2 separate regions of the Mus musculus genome follow, and region 2 is linked to region 1. A link is a loop called in an ENCODE intact Hi-C map of the cell type or tissue named here. Cell type or tissue: left cerebral cortex. All regions are shown on one strand. Each heading gives the region's core, and the rest is flanking DNA. Links, peaks and the distances in the headings are about the cores only. Region 1 overlaps Thrb (thyroid hormone receptor beta). Region 2 holds the start of Thrb (thyroid hormone receptor beta).

Region 1 (16,123 bases), core at 4,787-12,786:
CCAATCCTCTCTCAGTGTGCAGTGCACAGCTGAGCTATGCTTGATTGTAAAGCACCTGAGTCACAGAATATACAGGTTATTCTCAATGTTCTTAAGCACATTTCCAACAACAGGAAGCCTGTGTTCTTGCACATTGACATTGAGAGTGCAAATGAGCTCAGTGCTGAGAGTACACACTCAACACCTTCCATTCCAATGTAAAGCCCACATAACGACAGATCAGAAGCTTTTCTGAGTGTGACAAGAGACTCAAGGAGAAAACTCCTTTCTTAATTTCAAGTGATTATTCAGGCAAAACAGGTCCATAAAAAAATCATAAAATTGCCCAGGCTGTGCTTATAAAGTGCATCTGAAACACATGGATTTTTTGTGCAAAGCATTTTTGTTTTTAAGAATTTTGAGGTTTTAAGAGATACCCTCTGTGCCAGAATTAAAAATGTCTGTACCTTTTGAGTCCAGGATTTTACCTGTTGAGATTACACACACACACACACACACACACACACACACACACACACACACACACACTTACTGCATCCACAGAATTTCTTGCAAGCTGTATTAAAACATGGAGAAACATTGCTAGTAGTTTCCTAAGGAAGGCAGGCTGGGAGACATGGAAAGATGGGGATCTGATGAGCTGTTCAGCAACACCATCATTCCTGGGAACATGTACTGCTTTTATTAAAATACTCTTTTAAGAGCCCCCTGGTTTGGTAGCTACAAAAAGATGCTTTCAGCAGGTAGTGAAGTTCAGAACTAATCTAATACTCACACTTGGCTTGTGAATGGTAACGAGGCTCTAAACTGAAATCACCACAGTGTTTCCTCTCTGCTCCCTGGCCTGACACAGAGCACATGGCCTTGGTTTGGACCCTTCTTCCTATCTCAATCACAGGCTCTGTCTTGTGTTTAGGAACAATTCTTATCTCATGAACAGATCTCAGGTTCTCAGTTTTGTGTCTCGAAAAGTAGTAGGTTTGGGATAAAAACTTCAATGGCTTCATCTCAGTTACAGTTCCCACAGGGACATTAAAACTTAAGGATAGTAAATCATTAAGGGAGGGGTGATTTTACTTGGAGACTCTCAGTAAAATTAGTCATAAACATCAACTTCAGATTACAAAGTGCAAGTTCCAAACAGCTGGAGCTGCTTGGTCATGCCTTTTGGAAGATGGTGGTCCCTGCCTTCCATGTGTGTGTCTCAGTTGTAAGAGCTCCTCCCTCACTTTTGCTATGAAGGTTGCACCATAACATATGCTCCAGTGGGATTTAAAACTATACTTGCTGGAATCCAACTGTCTCTCCAGAAATTCTAGAAAAAGACTTTGGCAAAGAGCTCATGTAGCCTGACTATTTCCTTGTCATCTATTGGAATGGAAGGCAGAGCATGTGGTAGATCAATCAGAGAAGATGGCTGTTGTGTGCAGCACAGTGAAGCAGCCCAAAGCTTAGGGAGCCTTGCTCCTGCCACACCAGCACAGGGCTCTCTTTGGCTTTGTTTGCAAGTCTCAGATGCTCAGGGTCCAATCCAGCTCCACCACTGACTAGCTCTCTAGCAATGTACCCTCTAGCAATGTGGCTTCTTCATTAGAAGCATCTGAACCATTGGAGCCCTGTGTCATAAAGGGGCTCTGAGCATTAATAAGAGCATCACAAGTTTTGCATGGCATGCCATTAATGGTCAATTTTGTTTTTGTACATAGCACTATCAGCACTTTGACTGAATGTTAGAAATGGAGACTGGCTGCAAGGGGGGCTCCAGCTCCTTTTAGCCCTCTGGCTACTCTGAGGGTACTCTATCCTTGTAAAACACTGATGGACTGTGAACTACATTGGGACATTTTAGTAGCAAGGAGAACTTTGGTGAATTTTCTTTTTAAATTTAACCACGCTCCTAAAAATACCATTTGATGCAATTTCTCAGCTGTGAAGTTTCTGTTGCTCTTCTCCTGATTTCTTGCACCTGCTACTGCTCACTGGCCTGTCCACAAATCAAGTATGAAATGTTAGCTGATTACAACCAAAATTAGGTAGGCTACTTGTGAAACTTCCTGAGTCCTTAGTTTGTGGTCCTCTGAAAGAGAATCACTCCTCTTAGCCAGCCAGCACCTGAGCAGGTTGCACTGTTGAGATGGGTTGTTAATGAAGCGATTGGACCCTCATCAGAGTTCATGGTCTCTCTTTCCAGTATCACCCACTATGCATGTAACCAGGTTACATATATGCTTGGAGATACAAGAGCATGTGACTCAAGGGATAGCCTAGGGACAAAAAGCACCACAGGGCAGGCAGAGTAATGAAATGGAAAAACAAATTCCAAAGCTGTCTCCAGAGCTTTGACTTTGAGAGATAGCACATCTCTAGTTCATTTTTGATCTGAAGTTCTATAATTTTCAGCTAAAGACCGTAATCCCCACTGATTTGATTCCAGAGGTTGAGGAGACTTTCCCTCAACACTAGCTGCAATCTACCTTCTAGTAACACACTGTCACCTAGTGCAGTCGTCCCATTCAGATACAACAAGATAAACAATCTACAAATACTGCAAAATGTGTTAATTTTCTGAAATATCACATCTAAAACCAACCAACCAACCAACCAATCAGCCAGCCAACCAACCAACCAACCAACCAACCCAAACACTCCAATTCCTAATATAATCAGATTTTAAATGCTGTCCTTGGTCTGAAAACTTAGCATCCTGGTTTCTTAAAACCCAAGTTAAATGTAAACAGGAGCAAATGTTAGCATGGGCAACTTTGAAAATCCTCAATTTTCACATTAGTGGGTGATGTGTGGCTCCTCTACCTATACACACAAACATTCAGGTGATTGGAAGATACGTTTTCTTTTTGGAAATATAACACTACATGATAATTACAGGGCAGCTGTGTCTTGTGACAGGCAGGACATGACCATGGCTGTCCTCCTCCGGGTAGTCACAGAGACCCTCATGAGAATGTGAAGAGAGACAGAGAGCCTATTCAAGAGATCCCCACAGTAAGTGATAATTTTAAAAACAAGTAGGTCTAGCAAGAAAATATTTGGTACATGTTGCTCCTGACACCACTGAGAAACTGGATGGGGCTTTTGACAAGCCATAGCTGAGGAAGTTTTTTGTTGTTGGTGGTGGTGTTTTTAAATGTCAAGTGCTTATAATTATAATTAATTTTATTTTACATATGTGGGTGTTTTGCCAGCATGTATACCTGTGCATCATGCATGCACAGAACCCATGAAGGGCAGAAGAAATATCAGATGCCCTGGAGCTAGAGTTACAAATAGTTGTTAGCTATAAAGTGGATTGTAGGAATCAAATAGGAATCAAATCTGGAGTCTCTGGAAGAGCAGCAAGTGCCCTGACTGCAGAGCCATGTCTCCAGTTCAGTATCTCAAGTATAAAGACAAAATTCATTAAGATATTAAACTTCTTCTAGATTTTTTTTAAACTTAAAATTTTATTTTAGCAAGTTTGCCAAGCACAGCAGCATTCTTGGATTCAACTGGGGCTTCCTAGCCTCACCCACTTTCTTAGGTTTACCTACACACCCTGGAAAAGGGGGGCATTCATGAGCTGTAGAGTGTCCCTGGCTTTCTGAGGCTTTAGTATCAGGACTGGGCCAACTGAGCATCCTTAGGACTAGAGACTGAGTTTTGGCAGATGCCTGAATTCCCAGCTGCAGGAGGCTTCCTGGATGGGGGAGCATTTAGAGATGTCTAACTGGTCAGGGAAGGGCATAGCTCCTTCCACAGTGTCTTTCATCCAGACATTAATTACTATTGAGCAACTAAAACATGGCTACCACAACCAGCAATGGTCAGTGGCTTAGTTGTATTGGCTATTGGCTGTTCAGGCAAGCACTCTGGTCTTTTAATCTAAATGGTACTTGCTCCAGCTCTTCACTTAGTTTTCAGTTTCTTATATTTACCTGTGCATCAACTCCACTGTCTTTTGATGACACTCAGAATTAAATGTCAGACATACTTGTATTTTACTCTAGTGTAGTCAGCATTAACCCACATCTTGAACGAAGGAAAGGCCAGACCTTGAGGAGCTCTTTGATCTTCCATTAGAGTCCAGTTGGAGAGGCAGGAGTTATTTGGAAAAATGAGACCCAACCATTAACCGGGTCAAATGACAGCATTGCTGTGGCTTTCTAGTTTAGGATAATGCGAACTTCAGTCAGAAGCTAAATGTCTAAAGCTTTTGCTAAGAAGCTACGAGCCAGTATCACAGGATGTGCAACTCACTTACAAATGCTGTCTTCTGCAATTATGGAGTGTTTGGAGATGAATCATCTATCCCGTGTTAATTCCTGGCGATCTCTTAGCACAGGACCTAATTCAGAGGCTAGTTGTAAGATTTTTATTTTGAAAAAAAAAAAAAAGATTTTGGTGTGTGCATGCACTCACAAGCATACATAGGAATCTCTCTCTCTTTGTGTTCATGTATCTGTGCACAGGAGTGCAGGTGCTCTCAGAGACCAGAAGATGGTATTAAAACTACCCAGTATGTGTAATATTGATACATGTAATAGCAGTATGTACTCTTAAATAATGATGTTGAGAAAAGCCGTAGTCTAACAAAGGAGCATGGCCAGAAGGGATAGGTTGATAATGCACAGCAACATGTCCCGTGCTCAGTGTGCCAGCAAGAGGGATGAGTCCAAATCCCCTTCCAGAAGAAATAACCCCCATGAGTGGTGATTAGGGGTCTACTTCTGCAGCCTGGGGCCATGCATGGGAGGGCATTTCTCCCACAGAAGCATGTCTTCTTCAGGGATGCCAGCCTCATAGGGCTCTCTGCATACTATGTTGGCATTTCAAAGCCACAAGTGAATGTTGTTTTGCTATCTTTCTGCACAGAACACTGTAACTTCAGGACTTCTTGAGGGGGAAGATGGTTAACACCCTTGCTTCTGAGGCTTCACTCATGGATCAGCTTCTACTTCTTTGCTAATAATGCCAGGAGGCTCTCCCAGCCCCAGTAAACATTGCCTCTTGGACATAGTATGGGCACTATCTGGCACTTTAGAGGAGGAATCTTTCGAAGGCACTTTGTGTAAGGTAGAGCCCATAGGTTAGAAGGATGAGAAGACTCAGCAAGCACACAGTTAGGTGAAGCAACAAGTTTCCATCAGATCACAGGCACTCTTCATCCTGGAGTAACCTGACTTCTTAGCATCTACTGCCAACCTAGGAGACACTGGGTTTCCTCAGAGACTCTGCTTCCTGCATATCCTCATCTTACTTGAAGACAGTGGGGCAGAAGCAGAAGAACTACAAATGCAGGAGCTATAGGAAGGGATTGTGAGAGTATTCTGATTGCTTTAAAATGTAGGCCAGAGAGGACAGTAAGGCCTTATAAAAGAAATACATACTCATTATAGAAACATATAAAAAAGTCTTGTATGTGGAAGTCATGGGCCTCGACAAACAGTGTCAAGCTGATGAATTAGCTGAAGGCAAATAACTATTCCCTGGGTTCATATGCTATTGAGAATAGCAGCTCCTTCCCTCTCCCCAGCCATAGTGCCACAGGGCTCACTGCTGTGCCTGGGAACTTTGAAAGATCTGGATGATGAATAATTGATCAGAAGTTCTGAGGTGTACCTAAGCTAAAATGTTTGATTTAAAACATTTTTTGAGATAGGGTTTCTTTGTGCAACAAGCCCTGGCTAGCCTGGACTTACTTTGTAGATCAGGCTGGCCTGGAACTTACAGAGATCGACCTGCTTCTTCCCCCCTAGTGCCAGGATTAAAGGATTTTTTTTTTTTACTATTTTTAATTATGTGTGTGTTTGTTGTATATGTACATGGGTGTATACACATATGTACATATGTGTGCCCATGCATATGTGAGAAGTGTGTCTTGCTCAGTTACAGTCTACCTTATACCTTCCATGCCCTATTAACTCTTGTGTTCCCACTCTCCTATAGTGCCAGGGCTAAGGCACATGAAGCCACACCCAGGTTTTCACATGACTGGGGATTTGACTTCAGGTCCTTATGCTTGACCAACTCTTGCTGTTACCCCTTAAGTCAGATCTCTAGCCCTGTAACATTTTAGAAACTCTCACACGCAGCAACTTTAAGAACATGGGCTTCAGAATTTTTACATTTAGAGTCACACACACACACACACACACACATTCTTCTGATCTGCCACACACACACACACACACACACACACACACACACACACACACGCTTCTGATCTGCCACACACACACACACACACACACACACACACACACATGCTTCTGATCTGACACACACACACACACACACACACACACACACATGGTTCTGATCTGCCACACACACACTTCTGATCACACACACACACACACACACACACATGGTTCTGATCTGCCACACACACACACACACACACACACACACATGGTTCTGATCTGACACACACACACTTCTGATCACACACACACACACACACACACACACATATGTTTCTGATCTGACACACACACACACACACACACACACACACATGCTTCTGATCTGACACACACACACACACACACACACACACACACACACACACTTCGGATCTGCACCTCAGACTTGCTGAGTCTTGGAAGATGTAGGTGCAGACGCATTACTCTTACTTTTAAAAAGCCCTAAGGTCAGCTTGATATTCACTTTTTATTGAACATATCGGTCCCAAAGCATCGGATCTCTGTGGCTGGCAGTGTGCAAAAGAACTATGAAAACATAAAAGAACATGCTTTATTAAGAATTTCCAGCAGCTGGGCCTGGCATCCCAGTCAGATTCCATCATGAAAGAGGCTGAGGCAGGAGGACGGCAAGCTTCAGACTAGCCAAGGTGAGTTCCAGGCCAGCCTGGGCTACACATGGTGACAGTGTCTCAGAAAAGACTTTATGCTTTGTATTAAAGTCTACCACCCTTATAAACATGTACCTAGATTGACCAGCACCTAGTTAAAAAAATCTGAAGTTTATCATTCTCCAGAAGCTACCCTACCCTACCCCCAGGAATTACCTTTACCCTCAGGAAACCACACAAACAGCTTTTAATTTTTTTTTTTATGTGTTTGAATACCATGCAAATGCAGTAAAACTGGCCTGGTTTAATACAAGTAATTACTGAAAAATAATTAAGAGGCCAATAATATTTGAGACTAAATGGCCTATGACATCCTATGTCACTCTTATTTATGGTCATTGTAAATAAGAAAATGAGGTCAAGAGAAAACATGTCCCAGAAAGTCATACACTGGTAGTTATTGGGTACAAGTTTCAAGAGCTGTCTGACATAGACCTCATGCCTTGTCACAATGGTTCAGACAGGTGTCTACCTCATACACTATAAAGAGGAGAGAATAAATATAAATATAAATATGAATATAAATATAAATGTAAATATAAATATAAAGATGGAGTCATGAAGGCCATCTGTCCTCTGCCTCAAAGCAAGCACTCTTCTCACATTTATAACCAGTTGAGAATTTAATCTTCCACACAGCTCTACAAGTCAGCATGGTAATGTCTTTAAAGCGTGCTTATGGAAATCGGTTGTTTCTTTAAAAATCTATTCCAGAAATACTTTGGGCTCTCTATGCACTTTTTCGTTTCTGAGGAGAGGTGACTTGTGCTTGCTGTAGAAGAACTGATAGAAGAAACCCAGAGCTCTGCAGTGGGCCCGAGGGACCTTTACAAAGATGAGAGTTTATGAGTGGAGCTTGTGACATTTCTAAGAGAAATCTCACAACAAATGCTTATTCTTATGGCTCTTAAAATGTTTCCACATCTTTTCCTCAATAATCCTGAGCCCTAGGTATGGTTATATTGCAGATGTTTTAAAAAAACATATATGTACAAATAACATTAGAGAGTGAGCAGGTTGAATTTATGTCTTTAGAAACATACTCGCACATGTGAGGGAGAGAGAGTGGAGTTGGGGAGAGACAGAAGGACAGAATCCAGAGTTTGTCTCAGCTCTGCTTGGAGCAAGTGGGTTCAATCATTTGAGCTGAGGATGCTTTCCAAGAAATTAACTGTGAGCTTTATGTGAGCATCCTGGATTTGGTACAGGTACCCCACACCATCTGCAAACAGCTTTTGGAACTCACCCTCAACTCACTTGGCTTGCTGAGAGTCCCAGGAGTAATTACCACACTTCTACTGCTTATATAATTCCGATGATCAAAGAGACAAAGTTTCTTCTTAGCACTTACTGAAGTTGGGGCATCTGGAGACTTACCATGAGTAAGAACACCCAAGTTCTTAACAGAACTCCCAGAATGCCTTGTGTTTCTGCTTAAGTCCACCTTTAAGTCCCCATAAGTAAACATGCCAGATTTTATACCATTCAGTGCATGTGGTTTTTCTAGAATAGGAAGTGGTGGAGCTTCGAGGTGCATCTCCTCTGCTGCACACACCCTGGGAATGTAGGGAAGCAGCAGTGGGCAGTGTACCATTCTGGTTACCAACGACATGCCCACGCTGCCTCTGAGCTCCAGCACTGATGTCTTCTCACTGATTAAGCAATGACTATGAAAACAACCGATTACATCTCTGGCTGTATCCAGCTGAGTGACAGGTCACTACCCCACTGTGCCCCAGGCTTTGAGGCAGAACCTTTCAGGACTCCTGGAATTTAGCATACACTCACCACACAAAGAACTTGAGAGACTAGCTTGTGGGTTCTGCTCACTTGATGTTGAGCAATGGCTACCAGAGAGGCTAGTGATAATGTTTGGCTACTTGGAGAATGAAGGACAAATGAATACACTATCACAGGGGTTTTATTTCTCAAGACCTTCTACTTAAGCCCGTAGAGGCCAGTTCTGGCAGGATCTACCAGAACTCTGTGCAAATTTGGGCAGCGTGGGCATGTCAAGGATAACCAGGGTGGAACATTGCCCACTGCTGCTTCCCTGTATTCCCAGAGTGTGTGCAGCAGGGTAGATGCACCTCGAAGGTCCACCACTTCCTACTCTGGAGAAACCACATGTACTGAATGGTATAATACTTTCCATGTATTTCTCAGATCTTATGATATCTATAACACAGCTGGACCAGGAGTACTTTCCCCAATAATTCCCCAGTACTCACTCATTATCACTCTTTTAAAATGGTTACTGATTTTATAGGATATTGAACGTCACAGTATTTATAAAAGTCATGTTCATGGCTCAATCCCCAAATCTGTGATTTCATTTGGGAAAGCAGATTTCTCATAGCTCTCATTACCTCATGAGTAGTTTATTTTCCACATTCCCAGCTCAAGGATGATCTCCACGAGGAAAAGAACTCTGTTTCATTTGCTCAGGACTATCTTGTGGCATACAGTTAGTATTTAATAGATAATTTTAAGCAATTGATTGTAGTACAAAATATACTTATTTTCTACATTTATTTACTTATTTGTTTTTTAAAATTTAACCACCTTGCATATTATACAGGTAATATATATGATACATATATACCATATCTTTATTGATGTGACATATCCTTATTGATGTGGCATATCCTTATTGTTACAAATCCTTATTGATGATGACAGGTTTTTACTAGAGCCCTTTGACTTTCATAGATATTCAGTCATATCATCATAAAAACAGAATCTTGGTTTTGGCTACATCAGTTATGTCAATATTTCTTACCCACTAAACTCATTGGGACCTCTGACAAGTGCTGAGGTGGGAGGAGGGACCAGTAAGATTTGCAACTTCCCATGTTCATGCCCTCTGGTATGGATCTTTGCTCTGAGTCCTAGCTCAGCCACAGGAATGCTTTGGTTGTTGGCAGACATGATTCAATCCTAAGTCTTAAAAGTGCTACTGGCACAGGGCATTGCTCCTCAGCCTGTACCATGACAGCATGCCTGGACTAGTTTGGAGGAAGAAGAGGAGGAGGGGGGCGGCGGCGGAGGAGGAACAGAAAGAGGAGGAGGAGGAGGAGGAGTAAAATGTGATGCTACAGTATTTTCATTGTTCTAGTAAACACCATTGCCCATATGCAGCCATCCTCAGCACACAAGCACTCCCAATCATGGTGACAGAGCTACCTAGTTTGTTCCTAATTAGCCACTGACCCGTAAGCAAACCCAGCCAGAGTCCCTGTCATCACTGGTCATAGGATATATACGTTTATCATATGCCTAGTTGGGTAGCTGTTAGAAACAGCTATAAACACCTTCTCACTGTTGAGACAGGACATGATGTTTTTATGAGTCAATGTCCTGCAAAGACTAGACAGTTGCATCATTTAGAATTGTGATGTCTGTTAGCTTTTGTCATCTATGGCAATGCTAAATGAAAAAAGGAAATACATAGTAATTGGGTTTTTAAAATTTAGAGTGGTTATGGGTATACCATTCCTAGATGTATACCCAAAGGATTCTAAGTTAGTATATGACAGAGACACCCTGAACTTCCATGTTACTGCAGTACCATCCACCAAAATGAAGACACTGAAAATGCTTAGCTGCCCATTAATCAATAGATGATGGAACAAAGTTGAGCTGACAGGTGGCCCCAACCAGGTTGTACTCAATGGTAAAGAATGACACTATGTCACTTGCAGGGAAATGGAGATCATGTTCAGCAAAATATGCAAAACTCAAAACCACAAATACTGAATTTTCTCATTTGTAGACTAGTTTGTGAATGCATATGTGCCTGTGTCTGTGCATGCATCTATCTCTGTGTGTGTGTGTGTGGGGGGGGAGGTGGGAATACAAGGGCTGAGTAATTTCTTAGCTAGACTCCTTCTAGCTTTTAAATAGATCATTCCAGTTTTATTGCAACTGTTGCACATAGAAATATGAAAAGCCTTAATTCATTTTATAGATTATGCAGACCAGTGGCTCTCACATAGTGTTCCCAGGGCCAGCAGGGGCGGGCGGCATTGTCTGGGTCAAAAAATAATCTTTGTCCTACTTACAGACCTACTGGATCACAATGTCTGAGGCCAAGATCCAGCAGGCTAAGGCCGTTAGGAGATTGACATGCAAGCTCAAATTTACAAGAACATCCCCCAACATTGTTTGCTTCTCTCTCTCTCTCTCTCTCTCTCTCTCTCTCTCTCTCTCTCTCTCTCTTTCTCTCTCTCTCTCTCTCTCTCTCTCTCTCTCTTTCTCTCCTATAGAATAAAGTTTATTCAGGACATGGGGAGGAGAGTTAAGAGGGTAGCAGAGGCAGAGAAAGGCAAAGAGAAGTAGAGAGTAGTGAAATGGGGGCCAGCCATGGCCATGTGGATAGGGGGAGGGAATTGGGAGTAAGGGGGCAAGAGGCAAGAGAGAGGCAAGAGCATAAGAGGTAAGAGCCTCTTTTTTTTTCTCTCTATAATATGATTTGTCTTCTAGACAGACTACCACGAACTGGCTCATCTACTTTCCCACCTTAGAAATTTGGCTTGACACACTATCATGTATAGATGTACTTTGGCATTTACCTCTAATATCAGTGACCGAGCAAGTAATTTTTGTGGAGGCATGTGGAGATGTTCATTACTGGGAGCCTCTTCGCTATCTATTGCTGTTCTGGGTGGAGTGGTAGGAGCATCAGCAGTGCCCTGCTCTTGATATTTCTGTTGGCAATAGAGGTTTCTGTGTAGGATGAGGCTAGGCAGAAGTATATGTGTGGATATTAGCATGTGTTCATACATTACTTATTTGAAACTAATTTCATGTGTTGATTTGCCTGCTGCACTGTAGGTAGTAAATAAGAAGCATAGCATCATCAGAAGAGCAGACCAGGCACATGGACTTTGAAGTATTTCCATACATTTTAATAATGAGGTAAAAAGAGAAGTGAACCGAAGGTGATAAAACAGGTATTCCCACCCACCACCCAGTTCCTCACAATTTGTATTACATATGTAACTGTTATCAGTTTTAAAACAATGAGAAAAGGCATGACCAAAAGGATCCAGGAACATGTCCTATGTCCGTGCAGGATTCAAAATCAAGTTTGCTTTAGTCTAATCCTGCTTTGGTACTTTCCAAAGATTTTTCTGAACCTCAGTTCACACCTAAGAAATCTGAGTCTTATTTCCTTCCACAGTAGACTTCAAAAGTTCTGTTTCTAAGAGATACTGTACAGACCTCCTCCTTGTTAATTTAGAAATGTTGTGACGTTGGAATCCTTTAAGGATACTTTTATTACTTAGTTCTAGAGACTACCAAATCATTATGCATGGCATATAAAAGAAACTATTTGAGTATTAACAGTCCATTTGTCCAGAGATTAAAGGTTTACTTACAGTTTGCTATGGCTCTCAGAAGGAATATTAGTTACCTGTAATTCAGGTTTCAGGAGGCTTACAACCATAATAGATAACAGCTTGTGGATCTAAATTTCCTGGCACAAGGCAGGCTCTTTGGACAGCTCAGCTTTCTCTGTCTCTGGCCACCCACAGGGAGGAGGCTCCAATCTGTCTTGTAAAGCTCTCTTCTACAGAGGCTTCTGCTCCTTACTGGGATGTCGTGTGCAGTCCAAGATGAGTGGCTTGCCGTAAATATTGACTTCTTGAGACATAATTTATAAAGAGCTCCGAGGATCACAGGAGAATAGGAAGAGGCACAAGTTTGGGGAGCAGAGAAAGACCTGACAGCATCCCCGAGGGAATGTGCGAGGCTGGCATAGGTACAGCCAGGCCAAGGACCTCAGATCTTCAGGCTTGGAGGCATGCCAGTCTTCCCAGTGCAAGAACTGACAGTGTGCAGAAAATGTTCACCACAGCTCTCCTTTCCTACCTTAGCATTTTTATGGTCCAGAGACTATCCCTCTACAGAGGCTGCTCCAACCAAGACTGGTTAAACCTGTGTCCTTGATCCACTGTAACCCATGGCTCCAACCAAGATTGGCTAAACCTGTGTCCTTGATCCACTGTAACCCATGGGTCCAACCAAGATTGGTTAAACCTGTGTCCTTGATCCACTGTAACCCATGGGTCCAACCAAGATTGGCTAAACCTGTGTCCTTGATCCACTGTAACCCATGGCTCCTTGTCCAGCTGCATGACTCCCCCTCTCCATTTGGTTTTATATAATAAACACACTGAGCTTCCGAATGACTGTGGTTTCTCCAACCGAGAACTCAGAGCACCATTTGATCCCCTCTGTCTGTCTGTCTGTCTGTCCTTTCTTCATTACCTTCTCACCCAGTCAGGGCTGTCATTTCTTTGCCTGCCAGGAGCATGGCCTCTAGGAAGGAACAGCTACATGTTTCAGGTGCTCAGGCTAGCAGGTCTTCCCCTTCTTCTTCTACCTTTCCTCTGTGGTGTGTGTGTGTGTGTGTGTGTGTGTGTGTGTGTGTGTGTGTGTGTGTGTGTGTGTGTGTACACAAGGTTGGATGCACAATGTAAGCACATGTAAATCAGATGTCTGTCAGGTACCCTCCTCAAGTGCTTTCAAGTTTGTATTTTTTTTAAATTTAATTTTTCTTTAAATCCTGCTCACTTTCTCCCTCCTGGCCAGCCCCCCTACCATCTATTTCCCCCCTTCTCTTCTGAGTGGGTAGCCCCCCCCCATGTCCCCACCCTGGCACTTCAAGTCTCTGTGAGGCTTCCTCCCCATTGAGGCCAGACAAGGCAGCTCTGCTAGAAGAATATATCCCAGGCAACAGCTTTTAGGATAGCTCCATTCCAGTTGTTTGGGACCCACATGAACATGAAGCTGCACATCTGCTACCTATGTGCAGAGAGAGGCCTAGGTCCAGCCTGTGTATGTTCTTTGGATGGTGGTTGATCTCTGAGAGCCCCAAGGGTTCCTGTTAGTTGACTCTGTTGTCTGCCTGTGGAGTTAAGTTTGGATTTTTGAAACAGGGCCTCTCACTGAGCCTGGAGCTCACTGATTGTTAAGTAGCTAGCTATAGAGCTCTGGTGATTGCTGGATCTGCCCACTCAGAGCAGTAATCACATGCACTCTGTCATACCCAGCTTTTAGTGGATGCTGAGTATCTGAACTCTTGGGTCCCTCACAGTTGCAGAGCAAGCACTTTACCCACCAAGTCCTCTTAGCTCCTGGTCTCTTGGTTTCTAAGCCACAGCACAGCTTGAAGAAACATGGTAAGATTAATGATGTATTCTGTTTCTAGTTCACTGCTCAACATCCTCGAAGTGGCACATGACCTTGCAGACCATAACCTAAAACCTTAAATCCTGTTGCCATAGGGATTGATGAAGCTTACCCAGAGAACCAATATCTGTCTTCATACTAATCATTTCTCTGTATTTTCTTAACAACTGACAGAACTTAGTATGACATAATTAATTATCATGTCATATATGGTTCATTAAAAAATGTTTTGGCTACATTTATGTATGGGTACCAAATGTGTGCCTGATAACTATGGAGGCCAGAAGGGGGCATTTAATTCTCTGGCATGGTGTTATAAATGGTTGTGAACTTCCATGTGAGTGCTATGAACTGAACTGCAAAAATCAGCCCATGTTTCTAACTGCTAAGTAATTTCTTAGTTCCTTATTCTTTTTTTTTTTTTAAATCACATTTCTAATCTGAATCAGGATTACAGATTCTTCTTTTCTTCAAATTAAAGAATGTGGTTGCCAATAAGCGTTCCTTAGTGTTTTATAAATATTTTCAAAATAAATTATAATATATCAATACTGCTTAATTATTTGACAGTAATTTGTGGTTAAACTAAGTAAGGTCTACTAAGTGGCACAGTTTAGTTTCACTCCCTGCAATGCCAACCACACAGTTTAGCTTCACTCCCTGCAAAGCCATGCACACTGTCGGGGCTGAATGCCTTTTCACATTTACTGCACAGAACTATGTTTCTCATGTCATTTTATTAAGTTTTTTTAAAACACGTTTTACATATATAACACGAAAAATGTATCACAAACTCATTTTTTCTCCTTTCCAAGTCACAATATAACTTTGTAATTTCTCTATGTTATGATATGATTATAAGCAAGTTTAAATGACCTCCAGGAGCCCTACATGTATGAAGTTAGCTCTCTCCTATCAAAAGGTATGTAGTTGATTTCCAAATACAAGTTATAGCATTTCTGTGTAGAAATTTATTTCTAAATTGTAGATTATTTCTAGATTTTTTTGGAAACTCTAGAAATTTGAAAAAAAATTGAAAATATTTGGCAAGTATTCTAGAAATTTCCAAAACTATCATTTGAAAGAATATATGAGACTCATTGATTCCTGAACAGGTCTGATAAGTACTGCTTGGACCCAAGTGTGAAATGCTGCCTAGAGCTTTCAGATGAGTCACCATTAGCCCTCATACTCGGGACATGAGTGTACACTGGCAAGCACTGAGATAGCCCTGTGGTCCCAGAAGCCCCTTTCCCCACAACTGTGAACTATGATAACCTGGAGTCAGGATCTTTAAGGTATAGCCACAGGGTTAGAGAGATTGGGCAGGGATACTAGGCAGAATTACACAAAGAACTCTAGGAAGAGGGATGTCATGAAATTGTCAGAAGGTAGAGCACATTAAAATAACAATGGCAGGCCAGTGAGGTGATTCAGCTAGATTCTGCCAAGCATGTGCAGGTGTGTATACACACACTACACACACACACAGACCACACATAAACACACACACACACAGACAACACACACTGACATACATACAATATACACATACCACATACACACACACACACTATATATATATATCATACACACATACATACCATATACATACAAACACACCATACAAACAACACATACTCTATATACTTACACACACACACATACACACATATACATAGACACACCCTATACACACACATTAAACAAACCATATACTCACATACATACATACACTCAAACATACATACCATACTTTCACACACACACTACATACACATAATACACACATACACAAACACAGACATATAGCATACACCACACACACACACACACACACAGACATACATATACCATACATATACACATGTACACACACATCACTCATACTCACACTGACACCATATATTCACATACACACACACATACACACACACATACCATACACATACATACACACACATATAAACACACATTTACCCATACACCACACACACAAATACACACACACACACACACACCAAACAAACAAACAAACAAACAAACAAACAA
Region 2 (16,123 bases), core at 5,115-13,114, 200 kb after region 1:
CAGACGTTCTTCTTCCTACTTTCTTTCTGTTAGCTTTGCTTGTTTGTTTGTTCGTTTGTTTGAGACAAACATAGCCAGATATTGTCAAGGCTGATGTCAAACTTATAATTCTCCTGCCTCAGCATCTCAAATGGTGGAATTACAAGTATGCATGCTATTCTGTCCATCATGAGAACGTGTTTTAAATAATAGTAAATAATCTGCAGAGTATACATTACAATTAGAAACCTAAATGAATGAGATTTTTTATACCCTCCAAGGCCCCAGGAGTGTGGCTGTTTGTTGAATTCTGTGTAAGGACTAAGCTCCAGAATAAATCAACCTCAGAAAACATGGCTTCTATTTTTAAGGGATATTTGGTGTTAAATTCCTATGGTCCTTTGTTTTCTTAAAGGAAAAAAATCAGACAAATGTATATTGCCATTTGGTTTTCAGTGCTTTGGCTACATTTGAGACATAAGTCAAAATCTTCAGGTACTGGAAGATAGCAGAAATTATAGGCAGGCTTGGGTGGTGTCTTAGTTAGGGTTTTACTGCTGTGAACAGACACCATGACCAAGGCAAGTCTTATAAAAAACATTTAATTGGGGCTGGCTTACAGGTTCAGAGGTTCAATCCATTACCATCAAGGTAGGAGCATCGCAGCATCCAGGCAGGCACTGCACGGGCAGAGCTGAGATTTCTACATCTTCATCCAAAGGCTGCTAGTGGAAGACTGACTTCCTGGCAACTAGGGTGAGGATCTTAAGCCCACACCCACAGAGGCACACCTAATCCAACCAGGTCACACTTCCAAATGGTACCACTCCCTGGCCCAAGAATATACAAACCATCATAGGTGGGATTGTAATGGAAATAAAGCAGAGTTGGCTGTTCTCTGCATGTGCAAATTACTACTTTAAATGTTAAAAAATAAGTCAAGAGATGGTGTACATTATTATGATTGTATTTTTTAAAGTAATAGGGCTCTAAAATAACAGTGAAATACTTCTGCGATGGTGTGAATCTGTGAAACACTTCTGTGATGGTATGAATCAGTAGCACTTGGGAGGCAGAGGCATGCAGATCACTGAGTTCGAGGCCAGCCTGGTCTACAGAGTGAATTCCAGGACAGCCAGGGCTTCACAGAGAAATCCTGCCTTGGAAAAACAAAACAAAACAAAACAAAACAAAACAAAACAAAACAAAACAAAACAAAACAAAACAAAACACAGCAAAGCAAAGCAAAGCAAAGCAAAGCAAAACAAAACAAAACAAAACAAAAGCAATACCAAGAACTCAGGTCCACACACTCTCTGGAGGAACACTGGCTATTCGTTGCTTCCTAAATATGTATGCATGTAATGCGCAGTCACTCAACGAACATGAAGATAGTGCAGGTTTAATTATCTACCCTCTTCACTCCTGGACATCTGTAACACACACCAGTGTAAAATCAGACTCTGGGACACTTATATTAAGTTGCTATGTTCAGGATTTCTCTGCCATAAGTGACAAAGAACAAACAGGCTAATAGTAAAAGACAGGCTCTACCACCATGTCCAGGAGTCAGAGAAAGGGCTGAAAGGGAGAGCAGGATCTATGGGCTATGATGTGGGCATGGGTAACATTTCATACAATGACATGAGCAGTGCCTTTGCCTCTGTGTGTAAGAACATGGCATATCCTGGACACAGAGACGGACTCTGTGACCTTGGGCATGTAGGTTGGTAAGACATTGGTGCATACAGCAGAGAAATGTGAGAAAAAGATGAACAAGGCTGGAAATAGCATAGTTGTTAGCATCAAGCATTCTTTGCTGGGTCCACATTGCTGAACCTTGGGAAACCAGTCCTGAGAAAACACTAAGATGGTGGAGGGCAGTCTCTGATCTATTCTGCCTGCACAGGAGCAACAGATGTCAAAAGGTCAGGATATTCCGTGGATTCCTCAATGCCTGCCACTAAACCCCTCAACAAAGAAGACCAGCAGGCACCTCCACTTGCCCACCTGTACTCCAGCTTTGACTTAGGCTGACTTACTACTCAAGGCTCCAATAGTTCCTTAAATTCTGCACCATGAAAGAGAGCAACGATTTCCTTAAGCCCTCTTTGGGCTCTAGAGACTTGAACGAATAACAGTTTAGCAGATCCTCTCTAAATGTTGGATGTGCCCCACCATGAGGTGGCAATATTCCATTAGTAATACACAAATACACATATGTGCATGTGTTGAGTGGAGAACATGTTTGGTACACATTTGCAAGTTTTGGTAAAAGAGGATGCAGAAACATGAAAACTAGTAGAAAATGTCAGGATGAAGAAGATAAAATGGAATTCAGATGTGCAGATCAGCAACGTTTTCAAACTACAACTTAGGTCATGAATTTGCACCTAGGTGTTTGGTCTTTCAAAAACCTCTACATAAATGTCAATTTCGGTAATTATTATTTAGCAGCAATTCAAGGTTATATTTTTCTGGCCAAAGACTCAAATATGGTCACTTTGGGTTTTAAGTCTAGATATACATATTGTACAGATTTAACATGTCATGAACATCTTTGGCCATTGGACACATTCTCTGCACCTTGGTGCACCTTGGAGGATATGTGTCTGTGGTAATGAAAGGGCCAGAGCATGTTTCCAGAGACACAGTTCATCAACCCTCTTGGGTTCAAACCCAAGCCCTCTGACTATCAATTTAGACAAAAAATAGCAGGTTTCATCATAGAGGGTGGCTTCTCACTGACCAAGAGCTGCCTGCACACATGGCTTAGGGCCTCCCTAAAATTATGGCAGTAGAGACAAGCACATTAGCATTGGCGGCAATCATTACTCTGACTCTCAAAGGATGACAGCATGTGATTGAGATTCTGTTTTGGACGTGGTATCTGCTCAAGTTCTATAATGCACTAGAAAGTTCTGGAAATTAAAGTGGAAATGAGCATACTCTGTGAGAAATTCATTAGCCTCAATACATTCAAGCTCTTAGATTCAGTTGGTGGATCCTGGTGGGGTTCTCGAAGTACCACAAGACAAGCAGCTCTTAGAAAGAAAGTGACTTTATCCTCCCCTGACCCTCAGCCAAGGATCTTAGAGGAAACCCCAAAGGGCATGCCTATTTCATCAATGGAGGACACTGAAGCACACCTGGGCTTAATCTTTGCACACTGCTCCACCTGTCACTAGCTACAGGGTCAGGTACATGGTAGATAAATGAATACCTGCAGGCTGAGAAATCAAATCAAGGCACGGAAATGGCTTTCAAACAAACATGCTAACTTGCCATGCATTGCTTATCCAGCTTTGACACAAGCTCAAGCCCCAATCACAGAAACAATCACATGCTCTGGCTCCTCATGTAATCCATTTTTAGCTAAGCCATGTTGAAAGATGTTGCTCACGCTGACCTGGAAGCGAAAAAGAAGCTGCCCTGACCCATCCTCTTCCAATAACTGTACCCAAGTATCAAGGTCTTTCTAGGAATCCATGTTAGGGATGGGCAAACCCCCACACAGGCTTTCATCACAATTTAGAAGTGGGACAGAAAAGAAAACAGACATGTCACCCTGAAAGCAGATCTACAGAGATCAAGACCCAAAGCATTAGGAGTCCCTACTCAGGAGCTCTACTACTACAGGGCCATGTTCAAATACCCATCTGTCCTGTCCTCTCCAGTTGCTTGGGACAAAATCCAGGCCGACACTGGATATCAAAAGAGTTAGCTTAGTGGACATGTTAGTCCCTGATCCCACTCATCTTCTGAGCTCTATTTAAGTATTGAGGCATATGCCAGAACCTGGACCACTGGAACAGCTTAGCCCCACAGAGAAATCTCCATCAGGAGTCTTTTCCTCATCATGTTCTCTTCATTTTTCTCCTCTTGAAAGTTGTCAGAGATATGACCACATTAAAGAGGTCTACTTTATTCTCTGTGATTCTGTCAGGTACCATGGGAAACATCCTGCAAATGGCATCTAATTGATTCTCCTAAATATCAAATCCAGATAGGCCCTCCCACTCCACCCTATCCGCTTTTTCTGGTAAACTGGTTACCACAAAAATTTGGCAATAAATTAAATATACTACAGCAGTAAGCCCGTTGTATTTTGGTACAACTATTATTCTCATTTCCCAAAACATTGATCTTTTCTTCCCTCTCACTATTAAAAGTACTAACATTATTTTATAGGATTTTTTAATTAAATGGTTATTTTTATTATTTATTTTACAATCTATGCATATGTGTGAGGGTATGTGTATCCAAGTACAAAGGTCCAAGAAGTCCAGAGGAGGATATTAGATGCTCTAGAGACACTATGGACACTTATGAGTTGTCTGACGTGGGTGCTGTGAACTAAACTAAGGTCTTCTGAGAACAACACACACTTTTAATTGCTGAGCTCCTCAGCTCCATTTTGCAGGTTTTTATGATGTATTTACTCAGACACATTTCTAAAACTTAGTTCTGTATAAAAATAAATTACCATGATTTTCAGTTACAGTTTCCTTGTGTTTTGAACTGGCAAAAAAAAAAAAAATGCTGTGAATAATGATTTGAAAGTGACTCTCTTTAGGTACCAAACTCTGGTCACTTGAAAACTCAGATAACTGCATATTCCTCATAATCTCCTGGTTCAGAATATGTTTATAAAAGTGAAAAAAAGGTGGGGGGAGGGGGAAACCCAGGCAAAGCACACAGTAATGAGCAGGTTATTTCTAGATCTATCACCAAGAACTTTTCTGAGTTATGTTAGACTCAGCAAGCCTGATATCTCCCTCCCCTGCCACAAGTTTTGTAGCCTAAATGTTATCACTGACAGCCCTTGGTCCCTCAGAACTGCCAAAGCCAGGGACTTTGTTATGACATCAAAGTATGAGAAGTCTTGGTCCTAACTATGCCTCTGGAGTAAGATCCAGCCTAAACTCAGATAACTAAAGGTCAATGTCTTCAGTAATCAAAGGGACAGGAGGTGTGTAAGGTAGAAGCACTGTTGAGTATTTTGATATAGCCAAGGCAAAGCCTGGGAGGAGGAACTTGAAGAATTAACTATATAAAAAGGTAGATCAGCTGTTATCAGATGGAGAGCAACAGAGAGTGAGAGATGCAAAGACTGACATCTCCCACCGTGTGTGTGTGTGTGTGTGTGTGTGTGTGTGTGTGTGTGTGTGTGTGAGAGAGAGAGAGAGAGAGAGAGAGAGAGAGAGAGAGAGAGAAAGTGTTTTCACACCTCACCAGATTTTAGGCATGTCCAAAATGGCAATGGTTGAAGTACTTAGCCAGGCATTGGGGTCAGGGCAATGTTTTTTCTAATTTGTTCAGTTAAAATTTACCAGTGCCTATGGAGTACTAGGTATTCTTGCAAATGCTGGTAGAACAAGAGTGCAAAAAGATATGAACACTGTCGTCCTCCTGAACACCATGCTGTCATCTAGAATAGTCAGAATTCAGTGTTAAAGAGGAAATTCACAAGTATCAGAACAAAAGAACAGTTCTGACCATAGCTAGTATTGAGGGGAAAAACAGATCAAAAAGCAGAGGATCTTTCAGAGAGAACACAGGGAAAAAAAGCCTGCCTACTAAGAAGGTGGCATGTAACCTCCACAAGAGCAAGAGACTAAAGAAGCCAGTCACCTCTACTGATTTCCATAGAAAAGATAAGCTTACTACACAGTAAGTATAGAAGCTGTCTGGTAGCTCCAAGCATCCATTGCTGGATGGAACCAGCATCTACAAACAAGCAGGGAAGGAGCGGGCCTCAGCTTTCCCTTCCTAGGAATTGTTTAACAAGTCATCCTTTTCCAGAGGTGCTGGATTATAGGGAAGTTGCAGCTTGTTTCTTTTTAATACAAAATTTACCACAAAGAAGCTGGAAGGGGAGAAGTCAAATATTTATCCCCCTTCTAGTGCCAGTTACTTTATATAGCAATACCTCAATGCCAATGAGATTAAGCTTTTGCATTGTAATGCCAACAAGAACAGTTTCATTAAAAATTAGCAATTCTGAAGCAGTTCAGTACCATTTACCTTTACTCACAAAGTGAAGCAGATTTTTCTTTTCCAGTATATAATAAACAATTGGAATTTATTTAAAATATAGGATCCTAATAGTATCTATTTAACATGGGAAAGCAATAAGTTATTCTTCACTAATTTCTTCACATAAAATGGCTCAAGCAAATGCACTTTTTACTTAATATCTCTCCGGGTCAATTGAAGCACGGCCAATCAGCATGAAAACACTCTAAAATCTGCCCCTGTCCAAAATACTTCCCACGAAACACCTTTTCATTAATGGTACCAAGTTCATGACTTCTTTCAGAACGGGAAATAACAAGCTGAAGTGAATTAGGGAGATCAGTCATCCAGAATATTCAGAATGAATCACAGAACGTTTCTTTACCAAAAAGAAAATTTTATTCCTTTGCAACACAGTGAGGATATTTCATTACAGTATCATCAAACATGCTAAACCAGAGATAAATCATATAAAGAAACTCCCCAACGGGTCTACACTACTTAATACGGTCATCGTTAACTAAATTGCTTGCTGTGTTCTCCTTTTCATGCATTGAACAAAGAATGTTCAGTTTTAAACAGGTCTTTAAAAACTGATCACTAGTATCTAGGATCAACCACACTTGAAGAGGAGGAATTTATGCAATGTTATTTTCTGATTCGACAGTCTTTGAGTTCTTCATGTGTGTGCAAAGGGCAGAATGGGATAGCGAACCTGCCTGCCCAGGTATTCTTTTCTTTATTTGACTCACTATAGAAATGCTTAATAGACCCTTTAAAAACTTCCCATTTGGGGCAAATTATACAGTTAGCCTTTAATTAAAAACAAACAAACAAACAAACAAAAAACCAAAAACAACCCACGTATGCACACTCCGCCCCCTCCCTCTTAAAAACAAACCAGAAGGCTTTAAGAATTAGCTCCAATAATAATCCCACTGCAGTCACGGGAAATCTTCCTCCAAAATGACAACTAACCCTAACAATAGAAACCCTCCAAAGACGTCTTTCCCGGTCTTAGGGAGCACAGCTGACACCACCCGGATCGTCACAAACATGCAGAACCCAAAAGAAGCAAAGGAAAAGAGCGATTCTGGAGGGAGGGAGCCTGCGGAGCGGATGAGAGGCAGACTGGCACTGAGCAGCAGCTTATTCAGGACCTTTCTCCTTTCCAAAGCCTGGAGTTCCTGTGCAGGAGCCAAAAAGATGGGACACGAGACCCACAGTCCCTTTAAATCGCCCACCCCCGCGCCTGTCAGCCTCTTCCGAACCCCCATGCCCTACAACTTCCTCCTCATGGAAACTTCCACTGGGTTCGGAGCCCAGGACGTCAAACTCCATTTCACAAGGAGCTTGTCCCTAGTTGGGTTCTGGCTTCAGGTCCCTGCACCGGGTGCCCGAGCCCGAGAGGAGCCGGTCTCAGAGGCCAGCTTCAAGGACAGAGCGCGTCGCTGGCCACCCGCGCCCGGCCCGCAAGACCTGTAGACCTCCCCCCACGCCCGCCCACCCTGCCAAGTTACCAGAGCGCTGGAGCCTGGAGGTGGCGCCCCAAGGCGGCGTGCTGGCGAGCTGCGGCCGAGCAGCCGGTGGCCTCAGCTCTGGTGCTCGTATTAGCCATGCAAAGTTAATCCCGCCGCGTCACGCCGGCCGGCCGCCCGCCCAAGGCTGCGCCGTGCTCGGCCGAGCCGCAGTCTCCTCCCCGCTCCGCCCCCTCCGCCACGGGGTCCAGTACTGCGCGGGCTCCCGAGCGAGCCCTATTCCCTTGACCTGTCAACTCTCCTCCGGCGCCGACGCTGAGGGGCGCAGCGTGGGTCCCAGGACACCGGCGACCTCTCTGCCGCGACCTGCGCGGGCGGCGAGGTGCAGGGCCGGAGTCTCCGACTCCGGAGGACCCAGCGCGGTAGCCTTACTAGGGACTAGGGTGTCAGCTCCTCCGCCGCTGGCGAACCGCCGACCGTTCTTCCCCTCTGGTCCTCTAGCCTGTTCGATTCTCCCAGCAGCTGCGGCAGGCTCAGGCCACCCTGGCTCCGCCAGAGTATCAGAGACGAAATGGCTTCCGGGCTGTGCTCCCTGCCACTGCCCGAGCAACCCTCCACTCGAGTGCCCTGCGCACCTGCCGCTTATGTGCAAATGTCCCCCGCTACGACTCTGCGGTAACGGCGCCTTGTGCGCCACCCTCCCCCGGGGTCACGTAGCTGCGGGTCTGGTGGACACGCGTCCACCCACCCAACTGCAGGAGCGTGGAGGATCCATTTGAGCCATCATTCTTTTAGTTGAAGAGGTAGGAGTGTGACAGGGGGTGGGGTAGGGTATGAATGACAGGAGATAGAGGGGATCTCCAGGGGCACAACCCTCCTGAGTCGCCCGACAGGCGCGGCAGGTGTCACCGCGCTCCTCCTTCCGCCCCCAAACCACTTGTGGTGCGCTTGGAAACACGGGGCGCTCAGATCCTCCTGTGGCTCTGGACGCTCTGCTCCCCCACACCAATGGGCAATGCCTTGCTTGCCCTAAATGAGAAGTGCCCCCCCCCCCCAACACCTCACTGAGTGTGTTCCGGGTTGGTTCTACAAGTAGGGTTTAAAGGGACACCTCGTTATTTCGCCTCTGTCCTAGAAATATAAGTACAAAACCAGAAGACAAAAATAATCTCCACCCTGGAAGGGTTCTGCACTTGCAAGCATAGCGCTGAAATGTCCATACCTCAAGTTCCGAAGGTCAGGTTGGGAGAAAACAGCGGGCGACAGTGTGCTGTTCCAGATGACCCAGGCAGTCTTCCAGCTACGCCTTGGAGGTAGGTTTTATTGGAAAAACGCAGAGTGCTCAGAGAACTCGCAGCCAATGGGAAGTTAACAATTGCGACAAAACTACTTTGATTAAGGACCGAATACAATTATGTTCTTATGAACACTGTTAAAAAAAAATACCTTGAAAAATCTTTCTTCAACATACTCTTGTAACACGGTATAAAAGGGAATGATGTCTAGATCATTTTAAAGAGTTGTCTAGATTTCCCCACGGGTGATAAGGCCCCCCCGGGGGTGTTATTTGGGCAGTCCACAGGAAAGGAAAAAGAAGAAAGGCCAACACACCTCCTGTCACAGCATTAACAACTGTGGCGAGTCAGAAGCAGGACTCAGGAGAGAAAGCAGCTGCTAGAACGTTGCCTTTCCCCGCGGCCAGCACAGACTCGGCTGCCCTTTGAATTCTTTGTAAGAAATCCGTGTTTTATTCCTCACCCGGAATGAAGCTTCACTAAGAACTTGCCGGCTCTAGAGTGAAGGTTGTTTTGCAGGCGAGTTCCTGGGCTTTGCTCCAAAGCTGCCTTGGGAGGTTTTGGTTGGTTTGGAGGAAAGCTGCAGCTTCTCCTACCCAGTTCCTAACCAGACAGCCCCCTGGTGGCTGCAAGGAAAAGCCTGGCTTGGCCCAGGTCGGGGGGGGGGGGGGGGGGGGGGGAGACTTGTGAACAGCTCTGTAATAAGTTAGAAAGGGGAATTCAAGAGGCCCCTGGGAAACCCGGAATCCCTGGACGTTATACTTCTAGTATAATTCTGAGCTATGTTTTTTCTTAAATTCTTTCTGAAGAAAACCACATACTAAAAATGAACTATAACAACAACATCAAAAGATTACTTTTCTTTGTTCAGATGGTTTTGTCTGATTTCATTTTGCTTGGAAAGTTATGAAATGAGAATCAGTGAAAGTATTAAACGGCTTACAAGACTGGTTGTAACAGTGTTATATAATCGCAACGCTCCAACAGGAAATTTGGTAGGATTCTATTTGAATGGGTATTGAGAGAGCAGAGCTGGTGGGGTGGTGGTAAGGGGTTACCATAAGAATCTGTTACACAACACAGTGTCATGGGAATTCTCAGAGTCATGAGAACTCCTGGGAAAGCAAAAGATATCCTAACCTGGGAGCACAGGGTCTCAGGTGCCATCTTTGCTGGCTTGTGATGCACAGTTGCTTATTTTCAGAACCTAGGATCACAGTTCACCTACACCATCCTCCTGACCAGTCTATGAATTTCAAACTGATGATTCCAGTCAAGGAAGAAAGCCATCTGTTTGTTTCCTAAAGAACTATTAGGCAAGAAAGAGTATGAAACATGAAGCCCAACAAGAGCATGCATGGGTCACAGTGCAACTGGCCATAGATCTTTATTGAACATGGTAAAATGTGTTTTTAAAAATATTCTCTCTTAATTCCTGCATTTGTGAGCACTGCTTATCTTTTTAGCTTTCTTATATGACTACACTTTGTCCCTACCTACTGCGCCTGTGAATCAGAATCCAGTGGGAGAAATAAAGCACAAATTAGAATTGACCAGTTATCAAAGATGGTAGTTATGACAAGGAATGCCATGTGGGATTGGGTGTGGAGTGGGGCCATCCTCTAAGAACTCAGACACAGGAAGTTCTTGAAGGTTTGTGGAGTTGTGGACAGATTTCCTGAGGGGGGTGGAACATTAAATCATTTCATTAACCAAACAGCTTTCTCTGGAGCCTGCTGCTCTGCCCTGAGACCTAGCCCTGGAGAATCTAAATCGTTACGTTCATTATATGAAAGTCCCAGGCATTCTGGCCTAAAATTGTAAACTCCCCCCACCCCCCACAGCCTTTGACAGACCACTTAGGGAAGATGACAGTTTCAAAACCAATGGGTGGCAGTGAGAAAGACACAAAGTCATCTTTTAGTGTCTCTGGGGTACCATTCCAGTGTCCCTCCATAGCTATTGGGATCTGCAGGTGACTTAACTCCATATGTAAAATGGCATAGTATTTGCATGTAACCAACATTTAACTTCTCTGACCTGTGTCTCACCTCTAGATTAAATGCTATGCAAATAGGTATTATACTGTATTAAAGGATTAACATCAAGGGAAGGAGGACTGAACATGCTCAGTATACATGCAGGGTGTCTGGAGTACCTTCAGCCTGGGGTTGAATGACTCCACAGATGGGGACCTCAAAAGGGGAATGGCTGACTATAAACTGCCAAATCAGATCAAGCAAGGAAGCAAAAAGAGCCCAGAAGAGGGAGGGTCCAGTAAGACTGGCTTTAGAAGGTAGCTGAATGCATTATTATTTATTAGCTCCAAATGTGAGAAATGAAGTTAGGAAAAATTGTCAAGGAGGTACAAAATTAAAAGCTACGTCCTGCTTTCTGCATTCTGTCTTTGGGACTGTCATGGCATTTTTATGTGTGTTTTTAATATTCCAAACAAGGACAAAGAAATGGTTTAAATTATCATTGCACACTTGACAATTCATGTGTTTTGCCATGTCTGTAGTGATACAGTTCATGAGGGTTTAACTCACCTGGAGTATTGCACTGAGCAACTATTGCAGATCATATATATGCATGTGTCTTGTCATGCTGGAGCAGTGGGAATGCAGAGCAAAGCACACTCTATTTCACTTCTTGATGTGTGCTTATTTTGCATGCCAGCATTGGACCTTTGGCATAGTACTGTGTGAAAGAGACCTGGAAGGCCCCTTCCTTCTGCATCTTCACTTTCAGGCCATCAGTTAGTGGCAAGTAACCACAAGTAAGGAAGTACATGGAGGCATCCTCAGTTGCTGTTAACTAGGCTCAAAGCTAGTTCTGTTGAATGGAGACCATGACCCCTTGTGTTGGTTGTGTTCTTCCTCAGTTCTCAATGAAGCATGCGTACCTAATACATCTCTGGAATGCTCACCGGACACCGACATTTTACATGTGAAGGACCAGAGAAAGTTGTGGGAGACCTTCGTTCTCTATTTCTTGTGTGCATGCACATGGCTCCCTGTACTATCAAATTTTCCTTATAAAATGCAAGTTTAAAAATGAAATCATTAGTGAAGTCAATTTGATGACAGCGGAGCAATCAGTTAAGCCCTGGGTTTACAATCTTCCGAATTCTGTGACCCTTTGTTACATGTTTGTTACGTGGGGTCATGTTGTAGTGATCTGAACCATAAAATTATTTCATTGATACTTCATAACTGTAACCTTGCTACTATTATGAATTGTAATGTAAATAACTGATAAACAAAATATCTGATGTTCAACTTCCCAGTTGAGGAGAGCCACTAAGCCCTGTGCAAGCACAGCAGTGTAGGACACATACTCATGGAGCTGACCCTTGAGAAGGACTGGAGCCTATAGCTAAAATTCCTTCCTTTGGGGAAATATAAGCATCTACTCGTCCCCTACCTTCTAAGGCCCCAAACACAGACAGAAGCCTGATTGCACCAACATTCACTCTGGGGAGCAAATGACTTTAGTGGGCTTCCTTACAAAGCATAAGTAAGGGGTTACTTACAAAGGTGTGTGTGCTCCTCCTGAAAAGGCACCACCTGGAGAGTCTTTACCATTAGGAATGAGGGATTTCCTATAGCCACACATATGGAGCCCCAACCTTATCTTTCCTAGACTATATACTGTAGCCCTTCCCCAAAGAGGCCATTAAAGCAGCGTTGCCTCCAACAACCAATGGAGAATGCCTCTATAACCATATTCTCAGGCAAGGGTTTTGTACTCTCCTATACCCCTGTGAAGGGATGTGAACAGTCAAGAAGCTTAGCCACCTTAAGCTGTTACAAGGGTGCACAGTTGAACTCCCAATTATGGCTGTTGTTTGGTTTGGAAGATAGTCGTGTACAACAGACCATTTTTTATTTTTATTTACTTATTTTTTTTGTGGCAGAAACCAGGAACATGTAGGTACAGAAGACACTGCGTGTTGCTGTGAATAGCATGGAGCATGAAATGTAGTTAGTAGTTCATGCGTATTAAACACATGGCCCAGGTTCTAGCCTAAGTACCTCACAGATCTTAAGGTTTCTCGTAAATGCAACAAAACAGTATCACACAGTCCACTTTCAAGATGGGGAAGCTAATCCTGGAGCACAAAATAATGTGCTCAATTTTAGGCCCTAAACACCAGCACAGAATATATACTGAGCCAGTCCTTCTGCTTGTACAAAGGGGAGGGAGTCATGGGGCAGGCATGTGGGACAGAAAGTGGGAATCACTAAAACATGTCCCTAGGTCTTAGATATGTGACAGAACAGTAACCAAAAGAAAACATAGAATCATGCGTGCTACTAGTTAGAGAACTGCCACACAGTTCTCACCCTTTGTATCCCAGCTAGATGTAGAAGATACTACTACTAAGCTGTAGCTGGAAGGTCCTTCACTCACCACGAGGAGATGAAAGAGTCTCCTCCACCTGAACTGTTCCATCATCGAACAATCAGTTTCTTTTGTGTAAAGTTACTGAAACATGAAAATGTATTGATTGCTTTTGTGGTACATAGTGTTACTTTACACTGTCACTCGGCCAAACTCCGGTGAAGTGTAAATCATCTCTTCACAAATACAATGAAAATAGATAGAGTTTGCTGTGTCAAGGCAGATTAGAGAAAGCAAAAGGTTAGGCTTCAAAAAAATTCAGAGATGAATAAGTTTAGTGGTCTGAAGTAGACACATGGTAAAATACCTCAATGATATTGTTCAATTCAGTGTTTGTATTTCTATGCCATTGGATTATCAGTAGCCAGAACAACAGAGAACACAGTCCCAGCAAAATGGGAATGTCTCCTTCTCTGCCAACCTTGGCCCCTTTAGAGGTGGTCACTGTCGGCTTCTGTGATTACTGATTAGTTTCACCAGACCTTGAACTTCATTTAAACATTACCGAAAGGTATGCTACTTCTTATATCTGCTTTCTTTCATTTAATGTAACATTTTAGGATATATCCATTTAATTATGTTAATTATGTAGATTTGAAAATTCTACTTTAAATTTCTGTTCCATATTCTACCATACAATAAGACCACAATTTGTCTATTCCATTTCCAGTTGATGAGTTCTTGGTGTTTTACACCTTGTAGCTATTGCAAATAAATCGGCTGTTTACGTTCTTAAATAATTATATGGATGCTTGAACTCATATTTTATCTGGCACATGCTTAGGCATAAAATTTTTGGCCACATGTCAAGTCTGAGTTATTCTATTACACAGTATAAATAGTATACAATAAATGTAGATAATAATATGTATCATTTAATATACAAGACTTGATTATATATAACATTTAGTGATTATATATAACAATTGTGTTAATGATACTTCTTGAAGTACCAGAATAATTGAGCAGCTAGAGGACTTCAGTTCATTCTTATAGTATCATGACAAAATATTCAAAACCAGATGAACTCTGTCAAGAATATTATCTAGCATTACAAACATGCTCTAGTCAAAATTAAAATCTACTATTAATTATAGGGTCCATCTGCAGCTGCAGGAAACCAGCAACACACTGATAGTCTGTGTGAAAATGAAAGCATTAAGATAGTACCATTACTCTACCTGTCTTAGTCAGGGTTTCTATTCCTGCACAAACATCATGACCAAGAAGCAAGTTGGGGAGGAAAGGGTTTATTCAGCTTACACTTCCATACTGCTGTTCATCACCAAAGGAAGTCAGGACTGGAACTCAATCAAGCAGGTCAGGAAGCAGGAGCTGATGCAGAGGCCATGGAGGGATGTTCTTTACTGGCTTGCCTCATCTGGCTTGCTCAGCCTGCTCTCTTATAGAACCCAAGACTACCAGCCCAGAGATGGTCACACCCATAAGGGGCCTTTCCCCCTTGATCACTAATTGAGAAAATGCCTTACAGTTGTATCTCATGGAGGCATTTCCTCAACTGAAGCTCCTTTCTCTGTGATAATTCCAGCTGTGTCAAGTTGACAGAAAACTAGCCAGTACACTACCATTGTGGAGAAACTGGCAGTTGATCTATGTGATGCTTTGTATATTCTTGGACCAGAGAGTGGCCCCATTTGGAGGTGTGGCCTTGTAGCAATGGGTGTGACCTGGTTGGAGTAGGTGTGTTACTGTGGGTGTGGGCTTAATGCTTTCATGCTAGTTGCCTGGAAGTCAGTCTCCCACTAGCAGCCTTTGGATGAAGGCATAGAACTCTCAGCTCTGCCCATGCCATGCCTGCCTGGATGCTGCTATGCTCCCACCTTGATGATAACGGACAGAACCTCTGAATCTGTAAGCCATCCCCAATTAATTGTTGTTTTTATAAGACTTGCCTTGGTCATGGTGTCTGTTCACATCAGTAAAACCCTAACTAATACAATGGGTTAGCCACTGATCATCTTCCATACTACAGAAAATGCCCCCTACTAAGACATCAACACACCCCACATACCCCACACACACCAACACACACACCCCACATACCCCACACACCCCAACACACCCCACATACTCCCCACACACCAACACACACGCATACCAACACACACACCAACATACACCAACACACACACCAACACACACACCAACACACCCCACATACACCAACACACACACTAACACACCCCACATGCCCCCCCCCACACGAACACACAAAACACAAACCAACACACACCAGCACACACCAACACACACCAGCACACAGGAACACACAACCACACTCACACAAGCAATCTCAATTAAACTCTGGGTCACAATACAAAAGACAAGAAAGTGGGAAGACTTATTGGAATGAAGAAGGGGAAGAGGCAAGAGGATAAAAGAGGGAAACGGGGTGAAAACTACCAAACTACATCATCTACATGTGTTGAACTAGCAAAGAATTAAAAAAAAAAACTAGCAAGAAGGCTCTGGTTGATTAAGGTGCCTCAAGCAAAGAATGAGTGAGAAAGTAAGGTAAGAAAACCAAGAACTTTAAAATTGAACCTTCATTTTTAGCTATTCGAAAGACAATTTTACCAGGAACTAAACAATTGGAGGTAATAATAATGGGTTCTCTTGGAATCTCTCATGCAGTTGGGGAATTCACTTCTGGTAGGGTCTTGAGTTAGTTTTGCTAAATTGCCTCTGACACACTCTCTAGCTTCTGTTTCTCTGTATGGTTTCTCCCCAAGTCCAAAACCATGTGATAAACCCGAAGAACCTGCCAGAGCCCAGATCACCTCCAAAGTTCCGAGCTAAACAAGTGTCATTTTTTTTGTGCAAGTAACTCAGGTACTTTGCTACAACAATGGTGAATAGACTAAAACAAAATACAAAAGTGAAAATAATTTTTAAATATTCAGGGGAAACATCTTTTCTGTTTCA

Evidence for each region. Hi-C counts contacts between places; a loop is a spot of excess contacts. Peaks named below come from ENCODE experiments on the same cell type or tissue, not always from the same donor. Only the 100,000 strongest peaks of a DNase experiment are listed, where the experiment ranks them.
Region 2: a loop joins it to region 1, with 5 times the contacts of the local background. A loop is called at or near these places in 3 of 42 quality-filtered maps.

The regions. Positions count from the first base shown.
Region 1 is chr14:17,856,529-17,872,651 of GRCm38, reverse strand. The region is part of intron 2 of Thrb (thyroid hormone receptor beta); the gene reads right to left. Among named protein-coding and RNA genes, the nearest start is that of Thrb, 200 kb to the right of the region's middle. In left cerebral cortex, for the core only: no CTCF peak of the experiment used is centred there; DNase peaks (open chromatin) are centred at 8,372, 8,905, 10,799, 12,418 and 1 more place; H3K27ac peaks cover 1,539 bases.
Region 2 is chr14:17,652,419-17,668,541 of GRCm38, reverse strand. Thrb (thyroid hormone receptor beta) reads right to left here and starts at 7,582. Exons shown (of 10, transcript NM_001113417.1): 1 at 7,518-7,582. It overlaps LOC115488350, which reads left to right and starts at 6,964. Exons shown (of 3, transcript XM_030248233.1): 1 at 6,964-7,310; 2 at 7,378-8,278; 3 at 8,611-8,626. The coding sequence starts at 6,964. The coding sequence ends at 8,254. In left cerebral cortex, for the core only: CTCF peaks have their summits at 7,551 (motif pointing right) and 9,375 (motif pointing left); DNase peaks (open chromatin) are centred at 8,305, 8,703, 9,304, 9,847 and 4 more places; H3K4me3 peaks cover 3,875 bases; H3K27ac peaks cover 3,681 bases.